Linked DNA regions of Homo sapiens: regions 1 and 2 are each linked to region 3. A link is a loop called in an ENCODE intact Hi-C map of the cell type or tissue named here. Cell type or tissue: mammary epithelial cell. All regions are shown on one strand.

Evidence for each region. A loop is a pair of places that touch in the nucleus more often than their neighbours do. Peaks named below come from ENCODE experiments on the same cell type or tissue, not always from the same donor. Only the 100,000 strongest peaks of a DNase experiment are listed, where the experiment ranks them.
Region 1: it touches region 3 in a loop (5-fold over the local background); 2 of 110 quality-filtered maps call a loop at or near these places.
Region 2: a loop joins it to region 3, with 8 times the contacts of the local background. A loop is called at or near these places in 2 of 110 quality-filtered maps.

Annotation. Positions count from the first base shown.
Region 1 is chr1:208,650,816-208,654,815 of GRCh38, forward strand. No RefSeq gene overlaps it. Among named protein-coding and RNA genes, the nearest start is that of LINC02769, 15 kb to the left of the region's middle. RefSeq lists a silencer at 1,544-1,730. In mammary epithelial cell, CTCF peaks have their summits at 1,673 (motif pointing right) and 3,596 (motif pointing right); a DNase peak (open chromatin) is centred at 1,676.
Region 2 is chr1:209,037,353-209,041,352 of GRCh38, forward strand. All of the region lies in intron 1 of LOC107985255 (a long non-coding RNA gene), which reads right to left. Among named protein-coding and RNA genes, the nearest start is that of LINC01774, 67 kb to the left of the region's middle. In mammary epithelial cell, no CTCF peak of the experiment used is centred here; DNase peaks (open chromatin) are centred at 1,599 and 2,159; H3K27ac peaks cover 2,375 bases.
Region 3 is chr1:208,805,492-208,809,491 of GRCh38, forward strand. No RefSeq gene overlaps it. Among named protein-coding and RNA genes, the nearest start is that of LINC01717, 79 kb to the left of the region's middle. In mammary epithelial cell, no CTCF peak of the experiment used is centred here; DNase peaks (open chromatin) are centred at 2,110, 2,430 and 3,060; H3K27ac peaks cover 2,476 bases.

The DNA of each region.
Region 1 (4,000 bases), 150 kb before region 3:
GTTACATCTGGCTTGATTTCCTCCTAAGGACTCATCTGGCACAACTAGCAGCCTCTTGCTGAAAGGAGAAATATCCCTTCCTAACTTTCATGTGGAGGACCTCAGCACATCCACAGTAGAGAGCTCAGGAAAGATGCTGTGTTGGTCCTGAGAGGTTTGCACCCCCATCTGGCTTGAATCTCTGAAAACTTCCTGTCCAGCCCTATCCCTTAGGAAAATAGAGAGGGCTTTCTCTTATAAATATATTTTTTAAACAAGTAACATCCAGAAAAAGCAAACCCATCCTTCGCTTGCTATGTCAGCCCACAAGTCAAGACCTCCATCAACAATGCCTTCTTTCTAAAACAACCAAACCACAGAAGATTGCTTCTCTTTCAGAGGATGTCCTGTGATTGTGTAAGCGGCTAAAGGCTGCTGTACTTGAACGTCCAAGTACCAAGAGATGTAGCAGGGAGGGATGACAGGCAGCTTGGGCTAGGGTAGGAGTAGGTGAGGCAATACCTGAGAAATTCTGTGAGAAATTGGAGCCTCTGTAGAGAGGGTGTGGCTGAGGGAGTGGATGGGGTAGAACGCGTTTTTACTTTTCAAACACTTTTTAAAAAATTCTACTGTCAGATGACCCTATTCATTAATTCATTTTCTCCCTGAAGACTATTGAATATTTAAGCCAGGAACCTGAGATGTACCCAGCGATTTCATATCAGGTTATATCCGGCTTAATTTCCTCTTACAAGGACTCTTCTGACACAACCAGCAGCCTCTTCCGTATTCCTGGATGGCCCCATCGTTCACTGCCACAGGGACCCAGCAACCCCCTCCTCTCTGCAGCCAGTCCATATCAAGCCGACTTCTTTTCTTCCCACCGAGAAGATTTGTTATTCTCATGTACGGAGAGGGAATTTAGAGATGAATTTGCAGGTGGAAGAAACTCTCTCCTGACTCAAAAATACTTATGTAAAATTGGCTCCAAACACTAAGCCAATTTTTGTGCAAGGGCTGGGGTTTGAGCCTGGTGAAAAACCAGTCTCTTTTTTCTTTTTTTTCTTTTTTTTTTTGAGATGGAGTCTCTTTCTGTCGCCCAGACTGGAGTGCAGTGGCGCCATCTCGGCTCACTGCAAGCTCCGCCTCCCGGGTCCACGCCATTCTCCCGCCTCAGCCTCCCGAGTAGCTGGAACTACAGGCGCCCGCCACCACGCCCGGCTATTTTTTTATTATTATTTTTTTAGTAGAGACGGGGTTTCACTCAACACTTCCATGTCTTTTCCTAGAGTCAGTAAACAGTTGATCGCAAGTGGGAAGGTAAGGGCTGAGGGCCTGACTCCTAGCTCCTACTTCATGGCTCACTAGCTGAGTGATTTTGCTCAAGAAGCCTAAATTATGACTGATCATCTCGTCTTTAAAAAAGAGATAATGATGTTACAAAATTCACAGGGCCGATGTGAGAATTAAACGTGATAATATTTGTAAAAGTGTTTTATACAACACCATAAGCATAAGACATATTATTCGTGCTGGCTGGAGGCAGATGTCTTGACAGAAAATCTCTGGAGGTTGCTCCCAATATAAACATTCTATGATTCTTCCGGCCATTTAGTCAGAGTGGAGACAAATGGCTGCAGCTGCTACCCTTAGCAACCGGCCTTCTTCGCTGTAGGCTGCTGTTTGTCACAGTGACCACTAGGTGTCACCTCCTTTTAAAATCTCTCCCCCTTTCCCAAGCGAATCTAGATCCTTTCAGAAGCAAAAGGCATTGAAGACGGGGTTTAGTCAAGACTGGGGGAACTTGGAGTACTGTCTCCTCCACAGTGACAGAGGTCTTTTGCAAGGATCAAAAGGACTCTTGAATTTAAGAAACATGGATGCATTCAACACACCACCCTTTCTTGCTTGTTCTCAGCTCTCTCTCAGTACTAGTGAGATTAGACTGTTAATTCAAGTCTGTCCAGAAAAAAACTGTGGAACCATTTTGAGGGGTCTGGGAGAAGAAAACTCGCAGCTTTATCTGAACTCCTTGAGAAGAGAACAGTATGAGGAAAAGCACCTGCAAAGCCCCCTTTCTTTTTCCATAACTAGAAATGTGTCTAATCTCACTGCCAGGACCTGTTTATCAACAAGCTCCTACTCAGATTCCCTCACAACATGCCACTAGCCTGAGCTCAGAGCAAGCAATTTGGTTAAAAAGGCCATTGAGCTCTAAGGGTTTTCACTCCAAGTCAGACAGAAGGAGGCTTCAAGAGGTTCTAAAAAGAACTCTGGACTAAGAATGGGGATACTGAGGCTTTAGGCTTCAAGAGGTTCTAGAAAAAACACTGTGCTGGCGATGGGGATACTGAGGCATTGGTCCAGGCAGTCCACATGCTAGCCGCACCACCTCGGGTGAAATCACTCTTCCCCTCTGCATGTATTTCCTTCTCTGTAAAGGTAAAGATTTGAGTAAGAGGATAATTAAAATCTCCTTCAGAGGCTAAAATTCTATAAAATCACAGAGTTACGTGTGTGGGTAATGTGTCAGATACATAACATTGACATTCATCTGCTTGTTGCCTTGTCAGGACACTTGATGAGGATTCTTGCCAGTTTAAGAAACATGCATCCATTTACTTACTAAACCCCATTCTTTCCCAAGGAGTTCAGATAAAGCCATTAGTTTTCTCTTCCTGAAGCCTTCAGAATGGTTCAGTGGTTTTTCTGGAAAGATTACAACAGACAGTGATGAAAATCCACTCGTGTTCTTATTACTCAGAGGACAAGCCAAAAAGAGCGGTATGTTTAATTTATGCATGTTTCTTAAATTCAAAAGTCCTTTCATCCTTGCTAGTCTTTGCGTGTGCACTATAAACTCCTGAAGGCAGAGGCCACGTCTTCAGTCTATCCTCCTTCCTCTTCCCCCTCCATATAGACTCAATCCAGGGCTCTGTACTCTGCAGTTGTGCAGTAAATACAAATGACTCACTGACATCAATTACAGGGGAAGAAAAGACTTAGTCTAGATGAAAAGTTCTAGAGTATTCAGGTTTAGTATAATATATCAATAATAATGGCTAATCTTTATTTAACACTAATTGATAAGCAAAATAAGGACAGAGATTTGTCATCTGCATTGTTAATTGCTGTATCCAAGAGGCTATAACAGAATAATGCTTGGGACATCTAAGGCATTTGCTAAATATTTGTTAAATAAATAAATGAATGAATATTTACCATGGGTATGTTTTACACATTGCCTTGAGAGGCATTACTATTATTTTCATCCATATTAGGGGGGAAAGAACTGAAACTAAGAATATAAAAGTAACCTGCCAATTCTCATACCTACCGTGGGCAGCAGTGGGATTCATACCAGCTTGTCTGGTCCCCAAATCTACCTTATATATAAAGCTCAACACTATGAAAACAACTTATCATTTCCTTTGATAACATATCTGAGGTGAGAATATATACTTTTCTTTTGTGATGCATTAATAATTGTTTTCCCTCAAAAGAAGAGGATAGGAAAAGATGTTTTCCCAGGTCCCTAACTCCACAGAGTGAAGAGGGGAAACCTTCCATTTCTCTGGAAAGGAAGGTTCAGGAGGAGTCAATTTACAAATCTGGCACTAGGTGGCGAAAAGCAGATTAGCGTATGTGTCACTAAGGACCTGTACTAGGATTAAGCACGGATTAAGTGCTTTGTGTGTGTTGGTGAAAGGATGAATAGGGAAACCCTGGAGGCATTCATAAGAAAAAGAACTTTGGCTTATAAGAAGAGGATTGGAAATTGCCATGATGGAAGAACCCAGGCATGATTCATTTTCTTTCTATAATTCATGTGCTTGTTCTGTAGATATCTGTTGAACACCTATTTATGTCATTATTTTTCTCAGTGCTGGGGATACAGGAGTGAACAAGACAAACATCCCTGCCCATATTATGGAGCTTATGCACTCCTGGCACACCATGGATCCTAAGCAAACTCATATTTCTCCCTTAGTCCTGCTAACCAGGGTTCAGAGAACCTACT
Region 2 (4,000 bases), 230 kb after region 3:
CAAAACTTAGCAATTAAATTCACTTTTATTTCTGTAATAAGAGAATATAGACTTAAAGAATTTGATGAATAAAGTCATAAGGATCCCTCCTCCAATTGATTCCATTATTGGCATTTTATAGGTAAGCTGGGTATCTTCAGGTGTGTTTCTTCCCCATGGAATTGTTTGCCCTGTGGCACTGCAAGCCTGGCACTCATTGCTCTTTAGCAAAGGGTTAAAGCAGCCATTTGTTCTCAGAGCATTTTGTTTTCCCCAAGATTTCCATTACTGCTATAAATTTTTCAGCGTGGCTTTTATGTAAATGCAGCAAGAAAGGCAAGACAGAAAAATTTATTTGTAAGCTTTAGGGGGAAAAATGAGGAATCTGAAACTGTTTATTGAAAATAAATGAATATGGAATGTAGAATGGAGGCCAAAGAAGAAATGAATATTTTGTCTAAGTACCACTTGAACAAAACCCCAGAGTAGGAGGTGGAGGCTAACATGGACTGTTTCTGGGGCAACCAAGCATACTTTTGGCTGCAGACAGGCCAAGGTCAAAATCCAAAGTCTTACTCAAAGAAGCCGTAGATCCCACTGAAAGCCAAATCCTGGGCTGGTGGTCAGAAAACTCTGAATTGGTGTGTGTCCTGAAGCAGGTCATTTGATGTCCTCGATCTGTCATAGAAACATTTCCATACCCCACCCACACTTCTGATAGGATGCTATTTTCAGTACTCCCTTGAAAGCTGAAAGTGGGTATTATTCATATCTGTATACTCAAAAACTTCACACATAGGCAGTCATTAATTCATTATGTTACATGGAAGAATTTGAGAACCTTTAAGTATGAAGTGCTTTGTCAGTACTCCGCTTTTGAATATAGGTTATATTATCATTCAGGTATGGCGACATCAACAGATCGGGAGATGACTACCAGTGGAAAGAGTTTGCTACTCACAGATCCCAAAGAAGGCGCATGCCACATTAAGGGGTAGGGACAGGTGGGGAAGGAGACATACAGGAAGGCACCAAGGTAGCTCAGGAGGCAGAGGGAATGAAGGGAAAACGTGGGCAAAAGCCTTTATTGTGGTTTCCGTGGGAAGAAATATGTGAGGCAGGATAAGGATGCTTAGGATTGGCCCATCTGAATAATTTTAATAGGTTCTGGGGAAGAAGGACTGTTCCTGTTAGTCTGGTATCTGGCCCCAGGGTGATTAGAACAGAGATAGTAGCCAGGAATGTGAGAGCCTAATAGAATAGAGGTGACTGGATTAAAGTCATGGGTTACAGAACAGTCCCTCCAGGACCAGCAAGTCCCCAAGATGTCAAAGCATAAGAAAACAAAAAGGAAGATTAATATACTTTGCATATACTCTTTTTAGGTAAACATCAAACCTATTTTACTGTATATTTTTATAGGACAAAAGTAAGGCTCAACATGATTTGAAACTGAGCCGTGGTTACATGGTAGTTGGAAGGACCAAAATTGACAACTAGGTTTCTATAAATCCAAAGGGCATGTCTTCTAGTTCTGACATGCTGCCTTCTATGTCTACTGTTTCCAGTTTGGATTGCAATATACCTCTCCTAGCTACAGGCACATAGCTAACACACACACACACACACAGACACATTCACACACACATACTCATTCACATATCAGTCTAGAATTTCTAGACTGGCAAGATAGTTCTGACAATAACCCAAACTTTAGATTCATATGGTGGAAGGGAGATTTGTATGGGAATGAGGATATTTAGCAATTAATTCTGTTTGTCACCCATATGTTGTGGACCTTGAAAGGTCATTTGGCCCACGAAGGCTGAGCACAATCCTTTCTATATAGTAGATAGTCAAATACTCTCCAAATTGACTTAGGTCTTAGTTTCCTTCCCAGTAACAGGAAGAAATTAAAATAGATATGTTTCAAGGTGATTTATATTATTAAAAATAATAATCCTCTGATATGTTACAATGCCTGAAAAACCTAATATTTTACCTGAAAGAAGACTCAACCAAAAATTATATTATCCCTGCTAGCTTATCCCCCTTCCCTGCTTATAGATCAGCAAGATTGGGTAAGCTTGGTTTCATCAGGCCAGAGTTTATGACTAAATGTGTGAGACATCCTGGGCTGTTAGGAATGAGTCACTTGGGCAGGTGGGCAGCCCGGGTGCAATCTCACCAGGAGCCCCAAAGCCTGCTTCTGTAAGAAACACTGCTACACATGCGATTACAGGAAGTAATTTGGCACTGAGCAGCCCTATTGAGTCATCACTCTTGTTCTTATACGAGACTCGATATTTCCTCTTTTTAATTAAAAAAAGAAACATGCTGGCATTCCATAAATAACATCAGTGATGCAAAAAAAGGCAAGGCACAAAGGAAGGAGAAACTGGAAGAGCCTAACCTTAGCCAGGCTTCGTCTTCCTTAAACTGTCTCCTCTGTCCTCAGCTCAGCAACACCCACAGATCACTGCTGCTGGACAGCGTCTACCCCTGCCCTTGTGGGAGCTAAAGGGATGAAGGGAGGACAAAAAAGGGGGGGACTTCTTTCAAATCTTGTGCTAATGGAAATAGAAAGAAAAAACCATTGATCATTTGAATTGGAACTTGCACTGTCTCTGTGTTACATCTTTAGGATGAGTTTGGAGACAGAGCAAAGGTTAGGAAGTGAGAAGTTGACTTTGGACTTTTTTTTTTTTTTTTTTTTTTGAGACGGAGTCTCACTCTGTCACCCAGGCTGGAGTGCAGTGGCATGATCACGGCTCACTGCAAGCTCCACCTCCTGGGTTCATGCTATTCTCCTGCTTCAGTCTCCCAAGTAGCTGGGACTACAGGTGCCCACCACCATGCCTGGCTATTTTTTTTTTTTTTTTTTTTTTTGTATTTTTAGTAGAGATGGGGTTTCACCGTGTTAGCCAGGATGGTCTCCATCTCCTGACCTCGTGATCCACCCACCTCGGCCTCCCAAAGTGCTGGGATTACAGGCATGAGCCACCGCGCCCAGCTGACTTTGGACATTTTTATTGCTGTTGAAGAGTCAATGGGGCACAATCCAGTGTAAAAAATCCCAGAGTTTTATCCTAACTTTGCCATTGTTTTTCCTTTATGACCTTGGGCCAAAACCTTCACCACTCTGAGCTTTGATTTTTATATGCATTATACAAAAGGCTAATCCTGAGTCATTCCTTTGCTCATTCTACAGTCACTCTTATGTCTTTGACTGTGTGCAAAGCACGGGGCTAAAAGTTTCCTTTAGGGAACTCAGGGTCTTGAGGGGATGGGGTACAGTCTATGAGACTTTGTGCACTTTCCTAATGTCCTAGTGAATTACTCACTCGAAAGAGGCTGTATGATTCGGAATCCCTTCCAGATTTCTTGGTCTGGGATCTGTGAGGGAGGTGACTTTGTTAATTCTCTTGGGCTCCCAGCAATGTTTTGAAATAGCAATTCATTAGATCATCTAATCTTTTAAAGTAATGAAACCTTTCTAACAATAGACTCATATGTACAATTCCAATACATAAATCCGTCAGTAATAAAGCTGCTTTGGCTGAAACTGAGGCAGAAGGTGTGGAGCTTCTTGCTTGAGCTGTCTCTGGAACACCTTCCTCTTAATCCTTTGGCACTGTAGAATACAATTTTAAAACCATTGCTTTATTACCTTTCAAAGAAATTTTCAAGTGAACAAAGTTCTCCAAAATAAATAGAGCCTTGGCACCTGAAGAAGGATGAGTTTGAGCAACATACATGGTTCTCAGCCCTTGCCCTACCTTTTGTTTCTCTGGTGTATTGGTGGAGGCCCATGTCATGTGTGAACTGATTCACAGGACCTCAAGACAAGCCAAGGGCCTAAGAACCAAATGGTAGAGGTTCAGCAGGAAAGTTGTCTCTGTGCCATGGGCAGGAGAGGCCCCATTCTGCCAGCTTAATCCTCAACTCCCACATGGTAAGAGCAAAGCAACAAAATGAAGTCTGCCTTGGTTTTATTGAGAAAATGGCCCAGGAGACATAT
Region 3 (4,000 bases):
AGCTTCAATCTTCTGTATATGGCTAGCCAGTTATCCCCAGCACCATTTATTGAATAGGGGGTCCTTTCTCCATTGCTTTTTTTGGTCACCTTTGTCAAAGATCAGATAGTTGTAGGTGTGTGGCCTCATTTCTGGGTTCTCTGTACTGTTCCATTGGTCTATGTGTCTGTTTTTGTACCAGTACCATGCTGTTTTGGTTACTGTAGCCCTGTAGTATAGTTTGAAGTAAAGTAATGTGATGCTTCCAGCTTTATTCTTTTTGCTTAGGATTGCCTTGGCTATGCAGGCTTTTTTTTGGTTCCATAGGAATTTAAAATCATTTTTCTCTATTTCTGTGAAGAATGTCTTTGGTAGTTTGATAGAAATAGCATTGAATCTGTAAATTGCTTTGGGCAGTATGGCCATTACAATGACATTGATTCTTCCTATTCATGAGCATCAGATGTTTTTCCATTTGTTTGTGTCTTCTCTGATTTCTTTAAGCAGTGTTTTGTAATTCTCATTGTAAGGATTTCAATGGTTAGCTATATTTCTAGGTACTTTATTATTTTTGTAGAAATTGTGAATGGGATTGCCTTCCTGATTCGGATCTTGGCTTGGCTGTTGGTGTATAGGAATGCTAGTGATTTTTGTACATTAATTTTGTATGCTGAAATTTGCTGAAGTTGTTTATCAGCTGAAGGAGCTTTTGAGCCGAGGCTATGGGGTTTTCTAGATATAGAATCATGTCATCTACAAACAGGGATAGTTTGAGTTTCTCTCTTCCTATTTGGATGCCCTTTATTTCTTTTTCTTTTTCTTTTTTTTTTTTTTTTTTGAGATGGAATCTCACTCTGTCTCTCAGGCTCGAGTGCAGTGGCATGATCTCAGCTCACTGCAACCTCCGCCTCCTGGGTTCAAGCGATTCTCCTGCCTCAGCCTCCCAAGTAGCTGGGATTACAGGTGCATGCCACCACATCTGGCTAATTTTTTATATTTTTAGTAAAGACAGGCTTTCACCATGTTGGCCAGGCTAGTCTCGAACTCATGACCTCACGTTATCTGCCCGCCTCGGTCTCCCAAAGTACTGGGATTACAGGCATAAGCCACCACACCCAGTCCCTTTATTTCTTTCTCTTGCCTGATTGCTCTGGTCAGGACTTCCAATACTATGTTGAATAGGAGTGGTGAGAGAGGGCATCCTTGCCTTGTGCTGGTTTTCAAGTGAAATGCTTCCAGATTTTGCTCATTCAGTATGATGTTGGCTGTGGGTTTGTCATACATGGCTGTTATTATTTTTAGGTATGTTCCTTCAATACCTAGTTTACTAGACTTTTAAAAAATAAAACAGTGTTGGATTTTATTGGAAGCCTTTACTCTTACACTTCTAGAGCACTTGGCCATTACAAACAGCTGTCCCACGCAGTGCCTCACTTTTCTATCTCAACATGAAGAAAGGAAACTTCTATGTATCAAATGTCTTCTGCGTGCCAGGCCCCATGCTGGGTACTTGATGATATTAGTTTCAAACATATTTAAGGTATTTTATAAGAATACATCAAATGTAAAATAACACCAATAAAAACTGAGTCAAAATGGAAATGAAAAACAAAGGCAGGAACTTAAAATATAGTCAGGAATAAGGCTAGAATGAATATTCTACAAACTTGAAGTAAGCCACAAATTTGGTTTTCAAGTTCTATAGGAGCCAATGTCACAAAAAAGGGGGAAACAACTTAATAACAATCAATGCAAAAAGGAAAACAAAAGATTACACCATTTACAACATTCATCAGATAAAAGCAAATTAGTGGCTTAGGAAAAACATGTCTCTTCTCTGGACAAAAAATGGGCAGGAGCTCTCCTGGGTTTTCTCATAAACAGAACTCTGTGTTTCATAAAGGGCAATGTCTTTAACACATCCTTGAACAAGAAACAACAAGTAGAATGTTTATTTTTGTTGAAATATGGGCTACTACTACACCGTCAGATATTGGGAGAGCCCAGTGAGGCTCTGAAGGCACAAAATTTAAGGAGACATCCACTGTCAGGGTTGTGCAAGTGCCTACTGAAATTCTGTGCCCTGGGTACCTCCCTTGCCTCCCACTAGCCCTGCCCTGTCATTATATTACTCATAGTCATATTCAGTAGGAGGAATTCTCTAAGGCTGTGGTTTACAATAGGGGATGACTTTTCTTCCAGGGAACATTTGGCAAAGACTGGAGACTTGGTCACTGCTGGGCAGATGCTACTGGCATTGAGTGGGTAGCGGTCAGGGAGACTGTTGAACATCCTACAGTGCACTTGATAGCCACTCACAGCAAAGAATTATACAGTCCAAAATATCACTAAGCCTAAGTTCAGAAACTCTGCTTTTGGCAGAGCCATACTCCTTACCTGAGCTCATGTGGTGACTTGCTGCATAGGATGATTCTGCTTTCTTATCCTCGTGGTAAATGAATCATGAGCTCTGCTGTTGTAACTTCCTAAATATCACCCCATCTTGTGTTTGGACTACTGCCATAGCCACAGTGGTAGACACTTTTAAGAGCCTACAATAGCATCCCTGCAGCAACAGCATCTTTGCTTAGAAAAGTCATATTTCACCTTGGAATAAAAGGAAGAGATCTCCTGATTTAGACGAATCATGTTGATCTATTCTTCTTTGCCAAGGATTGACTTAAGTATGAGCATTTGCCCTCTTTCTGGCCAGTGATATAAAAGGGAAGCCTGCTGGGGGACTTCTAGAAAAGATTTTGACTTCTGATAAAAGGGACAGATAGAGCTAGTGTTGCTCTCCTTTCCCTTTTTTCTACTTGAATGTGGACTCCATGTCTGGAGCTGTGGTAGCCATTTTGAGACCATGAAGTAACAAGGAAAAGGAAGGAAAGGCAAGAAGCAAAGAACATTGGAGCAAAAAGAATACACTCTTGCCACAGAGCTTTTTTGAGCTTGCAATTCCTTTTGTCTGCAATGCTCCCCCTCTACCTCCCCATGGTTAATTCCTAGTCATTCTTGACATCTCAGCTTAACCCTCATCTGTGGGAGAGCCACCTTAACCTCCCTGACTCTGTCTGAACTTGTTAGAGGTTCATAGCATCATGTAAGCTTCCTTCACAGCATTTGCCAAGGTTGCGATTTCTCATGTGTTTGTGGTATGACTTGATTTTTTTTTTTTTGTCTTCCTGACTAGACTCCAAGCTACATGACAACTGAAACTATCACAATATCTCTAGTCCCTGATATTTAGATGCTAGATAAGCAATACTATTTTCTTATTTTTTTCTTTTCCTTTTTTGAATGAAAAAGCTTAAATTGTCTGGAAGTTAGAATGTCTTCAATATTTTAAGCCATCTTCCCGGAAAGTATTTTGCTCGACAGAATGTTTAATAAATAGTGAGTGAGTATGAGTTCAAAATGATTCTTCCTGGAAAATAACTAAAACCCAGATATTCTGTGTGGCCAATTAAATAGAAATTCTTATGACATAAGAGGACATTGAGCTGGGGCATGCAGGAATAACTTCCTTTCTGAAAGCTGAGGGGCCTGCAAGGAGAATACCTAAAAGGAAGCCATTCCACCTGTCATCAGGTGAGCTGAGAGAATGCCACAGGCAGAACCAAGATTCTCAGCAGAAAGTCATTTTGAATGCTTCAATCACCAGGCTAATGGGTGAATGAAGCCCTGAAGACATACAGCATATAACATGGCTAAAAATCCCAGTGCTTAACATGGAGGATTTTGTTTAATCTTCACAAAAAGTAACATAATCATATGAGGTAGGTATGCTTATCTCTATTTTACAGAAGAGCAGGCTCTGCTGATAAGACAAAGAGGCAGCTTTGGAACTGAGGCTTGTCTAACTCCTCCGCTAATATTCTTTCCTTTATACCAGTGGTTCTCAAACTTGACTGACATTGGGATCACTTGGGGAATTTTGGGTTCCATGCTAAAAAATTTGTGTTTAACTTTTTAGGAATTTAAAAAGATCCCTCCAGGTGATTCCACTGTGCAGCCAGGG